2 separate regions of the Homo sapiens genome follow, and region 1 is linked to region 2. A link is an interaction called in ENCODE POLR2A ChIA-PET data of the cell type or tissue named here. Cell type or tissue: Panc1. All regions are shown on one strand. Links, peaks and the distances in the headings refer to the core of each region. The heading gives the core; the rest is flanking DNA. Region 1 holds the start of LOC124900287 (a long non-coding RNA gene). Region 2 overlaps LOC107984238 (a long non-coding RNA gene).

Region 1 (2,922 bases), core at 143-2,642, 420 kb before region 2:
AGTACTGTATTTAGTATTTAGTAAAGTACTGTAGTTCAATGTCCATACTCTACAATGATAGAACTGTAGTATTAACAGTCTTATCTCCAAACTTTATCAGCTCATTATGATACAGAACTTTTTTTTTGAGACAGAGTTTCACTCTTATTGCCCAGGCTGGAGTGCAATGGTGTGATCTCGGCTCACTGCAACCTCCACCTCCTGGGTTCAAGTGATTCTCTTGCCTCAGCCTCCAGAGTAGCTGGGATCCAGAACTTCTAATGGAATCATTCCTTCAGGTCTAGGATTTATGATTCTACCTTATTTTAGGGAAAACACCTCATTACTACAATGAATTTTAATATACTGTAAGATAAACATGCGGTATAATTTTGGACAACCACATTCCGTATCAAATCTCTAACGGTTTTAACTAGTGACCTTTGTTTTATTTCTTTATTACATTTAAAAGCAAAGAGGAATGTGATGCCTAAAAATACTGGACTAACAAGCCAGACCAAGCCAGGTTAGTTGGTATGAATCATGTACAACTTTCAGGTAAGAAATAATCTCTTCCACATTCTCTATGAAGCAACCCCAACCTGAAAACTGTAGGTGTGTGCACGGCCAGTAGCCAAAATCCATGATAAAATGATTTCAAAATCATGCTAAAAGCTAAATATTTCATTTCATTATCAAAATTTTTATGTGAATGTGATCAAAACTGTTATCAAAATTTAATGGAAAGTTTTTTTGAACTTCTATAATCATACTCCAAAGTAAAGCAACAATACCACAGAGATTATAGTAACAACAAAAAAAAAACTATTTTTTTTTGAGATGTAGTCACGCTCTGTTGCCCAGGCTAGAGTGCAGTGGCGCGGTCTCGGCTCACTGAAACCTCTGCCTCCCAGGTTCAAGCGATTCTCCTGCTTCAGCCTCCAAAGTAGCTGGGATTACAGGCGCCCGCCACCACGCCGGTTAATTTTTTTTTGTATTTTTAGTAGAGACTGCATTTCACCATGTTGGCCAGGGTGGTCTCGAACTCCTGACCTCATGATCCGCCCGCTTCGGCTTCTCAAAGTGCTGGGATTACAGGCATGAGCCACCGTGCCTGGCGTAACAAAAAACTATTAAAAGTACCTTTAAGAAGCAATAATTTATTTTCTCCTCCTTCTTCCCAGCTAGCTAAAAAACACAGTAGAATCTGCAGATTTCCCCACTGCTTCCTCTCCCTTTTCCCTTCCCCCCTACTTCAAAGAATGTTAAGTGTAGCCAGGCATGATCAGGAAACCTAAAAGGAGGAAGTAGAAACTTATTTGTGTGCACAGGGAAGGAGAAAGACACTTAACAATATCGAGGCCTGTTGCTTCAGTGGCCTAATTAATATATATCCATTATACTCTCTGAAAATGTTGGTTCAATTTCTCTTTTTAGTCATGTTTCTTTCCAAAATACTAAAAACTATAATATATAATGATTGCATCCTGGAATACCCAACTAAACGTCACCCAAAAATCTGACCAGTGCCGGGCGCAGTGGCTCACAACTGTATTCTCAGTACTTTTGGAGGCCAAGGCGGGGTGGATCATCTGAGGTCAGGAGTTCAAGACCAGCCTGGTCAACATGGCGAAAACCCATCTCTACTGAAAATACAAATATTAGCTGGGAGTGGTGGTGCACACCTGTAATCCCAGTTACTCAGGAGGATGAGGCAGAAGAATTTCTTGAAACCGGGAGGCGGAGGTTGCAGTGAGCTGAGATTGTGCCACAGCACTCCAGCCTGAGCGACAGAAAAAAAAAGAAGAAGAAGAAAAAAAGCTGACCAGGTTAACTAACTTAATACTTGCTATCTGATATTCAATACATTCAAATCATTCAGAGAAAAGAGTGGGCTTCAAACCAATGACTTAAAAGTGAAAGGACTTGTATTAATCCTGACTCATCTGTTTCCTAACCACTACCTTAGTTTATCATTCTGATTTAATGAAGAATAAGGCTGTGCAACTTGTAAAGGAAACTAAAGAAAAACATACTGCTACTGAATAAAATGCTGAGAAATCAAGGATAAAGGTGGCAGACTGGGAATTCCCACTGAAAACATTTAATTAGATTCACAGCAAAGCATCATTTCTGGAAATTTTAAAAACTTACATGTACCTACCACTCTAGACTAAAAAATAATATACACAAAGGCCATTTCCAAAGAGAATTTTCCCCCACCTACTTAAAAAGTTTATAAAGGATAATTAGCATCCATATTAAGAAACTGCCTCATGAAATTTTAAAAAGTGAGAAAGAAATAAGCTCAATTAAAAAGCTTATTCAAGTGTACCCAAACTCCCCTTGACTTACAGAGGGTTACCCTAAGGTTGAGATAGGTCAAGGCACTATTTACAAAATTTATGCCAGTAACAGCTGCCATTTTAAGAAGCTAAGGAATTTAATGTACTGCTTGGACAACTGGTTAGAAAACAATCAATCTGGTATAGAGCCATTGTAATTACACGAACTCTAAATTTTTTTTTCTTCTTTCTAGAACATTTCTGTATTTCATAAGATTTATTTAAATAAATAAATTTAACCATCTTAGGTATCTGTAGTAAATTTTCATTCAAAATAAGATAAATGTCTATCATTTACACATGGGAGAAAATATTTTTATATTTATAACCTGATCTTATTTAAAAACCCTAACTATAAAAAATGCACATAGAAAAGCTCTGCTATAAACCAGCACTTAGTCTAAAATTCGTAAGAAATTCTAAAACTAAGGTATGCTAGATCCCAAATCAAGTGCTCTCATGTTAATTCCTACTGATTTCTTTGAACTCGGAATTCACATTTTTCAGAAACACAATGGTTAAAATGTCAAGTCAATCACTTCACTTCTGGAAGATATGGCATCCTTCTAGGCCAGAGGGTGACTTAGTATATACACTA
Region 2 (2,922 bases), core at 317-2,816:
GTTACTTAATTTCTCTAAGCATCCATTTTCTCATGTAAAAAATAGGGATAACAATGGTCTCAATGTTCCTGTGTGTACAAAGATTAAACTAGACAGCCTATGTGAAGAGCTCAGGGTATATAAAATTCTTCATCTATATGAGCTATTATTTCTGATTTCATCTCTCACAAGAACACGGAGATACAGAGGAGAAAGAACACAGGAAGGAGAAGTGTATGCAGCTTTATGCATCTGTTTATTCCTTGGTTTCCATTTTTCCTTCATGCTGAATGGAAGGCTCTTGTGAAAGGAATGTTGTCTTCCATTCCCAGAAGAATGGAAACTGGGGACGCTGTACTGAACCCGAGAGACTAGACTAAGGGAAGTGCAGGGCTGAGCTGTACTGCATTCCCAACTTGTCCTAATGATTTTGAGAAGCAGAAGAATTTAATGGCAGGCAGCTGATTTGCATCCATTTACCTGTCTTCACTGTGGCAGGTAATTCTGGGCCACGTCAGGCACAGGTAAATATAAAGCCCCACGGAAATATTATCTCATGCTCACATTTAAAATCACAAATCAAAAAATAAAATAAAATCACAAATCAAGGATCTGTGAATCATCTTGCAATCTGGTTACTTCACATTCTAGCATTATATTTAATGTCAAACTATCCAATATTTAAGATCCTTTATCACAATCAGTAGAGAATGGTGTGTGTTTGAGGGTAGTGTTGCTGCTGCTAAGTTAAAGAATGTGTCTGAGGAATGGAACTTTCCCTCCATTTGTCCTATCTGCTTCTTACTCAAGTATTTACAAATTTGGTTTAGATTTCTGAAGTCAAGTAAATAAATGAATTTTATAAAGTTTTTCTGTGAAAAAAAAAGAATAACAAGTGAAAACATTCTGGAAGACTCACTTATTCAGAAATACTTTATCAGTAGCTCAGCGGTGTGTGTGTGTGTGTGTGTGTGTGTGTGTGTTTATTGGACATTTTTATGGAGTTATTTGGCAGAGTTTGAAAACTCTGAGATATGAAAACTATCTGATCATTTTCTTTGCTTTGACAAATTCTGCCTGAGTCCCCTGTTCTTGAAGTCTTCAAATGAATGCATAATTATCTATAAGCTATTGCACACATTGGTTTGCAAAGGAGAAAAGGCAGGGAGTCAACTTTGCTTAAATGGAATGAATGTTCGTGATTGAATCCTTGTTGGTGTGTGTGCTTCCTGAATCCCTTAGAAGGCTGTGTTCCTAAGACAACATGGAAAATCAGAGGGGATGTTGCAACACATCACCCAAGGGAATGGAAATGTAAGTCTGAGTATAAAATTGAAGACGTCCATCTGTAGGAACAGTGAGTAACTCAGTGAGTGCCCTAAACCAAATGAAACCCAGGTCTTCCTTGGCGTACAGTCATCTGATCTCTATCTCTCTGGCTAAGTGATAATGTGAAGGAGGAGGCCTGAGCTAGCCCAGATTAATCAAGCATGAGAAACTGATTAATATTTTCTTATTTGTCACTTACTTCAGAATAGATTTTTCACATAAAAATATCTGGTTGGATAACTGTTTCAAGTAATATGTGTAAATTTAGTTTTTCTTGCTTGGGGTGTGATTGCTGAGACCTCTAAGAAATGTGAATGTTGGCCGGGAGTGGTGGTTTCACGCCTGTAATCCCAGCACTGTGGGAGGCTAAGGCAGGCAGATCATTTGAGGTTAGGAGTTCAAGACCAGCCTGGCCAACATGGTGAAACCCTGTCTCTACTAAAAATACAAAGAAATGAGCTGAGCATGGTGGTGCGTGCCTGTAATCCCAGCTACTGGGGAGGCTGAGGTATGAGAATCACTTGAACTCAGGAGGCAGAGGTTGCAGTTAGCTGAGATTGCGCCACTACACTCCAGCCTGGGTGACAGAGTGAGACCTTGTCTCCAAAAAAAAAAAAAAAAAAAAGGAAATGCAAATGTTGTTAGTAGAGAAAAACCTAAATTAAATAAGAATTGAATATATAGGGAAACCGTTTAGTCAACTATGAAAAAAACGCTAGCTCCTGGCTTTGGACCTGTAACAAAAAAACTTTAACCCACAATCAGGAGATTCTGCAGATAATTTTAGTTCTGCTACTAACGTTTATGAATAAATTGTGTCAACTCTCTGAACAGTTTCCTTTTCTTGAAAATAAGAAGGAGAGTGTTGGACTTTGTGGTCTCAAACTCTATGATTCTGCCCTGTCTAAACATAGATGAAGTTTTCAAGATCTCTATCTATGGGGAGGCAGGATGATGCCTTCATAACTTTACTGTGGTTTCTCAATCTTTTCATTAACTAATTATGTCATATTTAAGCTCTACAAAAGATGTAAGCAATTAAACTGTAGTTATATGGTTATATAAACTGTCAGGTAAAGATACACGGATATAATTTCAATTCTTCCTGCACTCCCACTTCAGCTACACATAGAGGAATCTTTAATTAAAGGCATAAACCTAAGGCAACAAGAAGACTGTGGTTGCCTCCCCAACCGAACAGTAGGAACCTACCTAGAAATCACACAAAACAGACGCTTGATTTTTCGTGTAACACCTAGGCTTAGTTTGTGTTTTGTTGCACATGCCAATGGGAATCCACAGCAGCAGCATTTTAGAAGCTGGAAAGCCGATGCAGTAGTGGGTACTGACTCAGTAAACCTGAGAATGCCAAATCCTAAACTGACGCTGTGAAGATGAGAACCAACTGGATTTATGCCACACAACCCTGAAAAGCCTCAAAATAGGTGGCGTCAGGGCTGCAGGAGTAGAAGGGAAGTGAGGCTAAAAGAGGACTAAGTCCCGGCCTGGTGGCTCATACCTGTAATCCTAACACTTTGGGAGGCCGAGGCAGGCGGACTACCTGAGTTCAGGAGTTCGAGACCAGCCTGGGCAACACGGTGAAACCCCATCTCT

The links. ChIA-PET counts read pairs that join two places held together with the same protein. Peaks named below come from ENCODE experiments on the same cell type or tissue, not always from the same donor. Only the 100,000 strongest peaks of a DNase experiment are listed, where the experiment ranks them.
Region 1: POLR2A ChIA-PET joins it to region 2 with 11 read pairs; 3 of 35 experiments call an interaction of 5 or more read pairs at or near these places.

Annotation. Positions count from the first base shown.
Region 1 is chr10:63,259,792-63,262,713 of GRCh38, forward strand. All of the region lies in intron 3 of JMJD1C (jumonji domain containing 1C), which reads right to left. It overlaps LOC124900287 (a long non-coding RNA gene), which reads right to left and starts at 1,596. Exons shown (of 2, transcript XR_007062158.1): 1 at 1-1,596. In Panc1, for the core only: no CTCF peak of the experiment used is centred there; no DNase peak of the experiment used is centred there.
Region 2 is chr10:63,681,211-63,684,132 of GRCh38, forward strand. The region is part of intron 2 of LOC107984238 (a long non-coding RNA gene); the gene reads right to left. All of the region lies in intron 1 of LOC124902438 (a long non-coding RNA gene), which reads left to right. Among named protein-coding and RNA genes, the nearest start is that of REEP3, 160 kb to the left of the region's middle. In Panc1, for the core only: no CTCF peak of the experiment used is centred there; no DNase peak of the experiment used is centred there.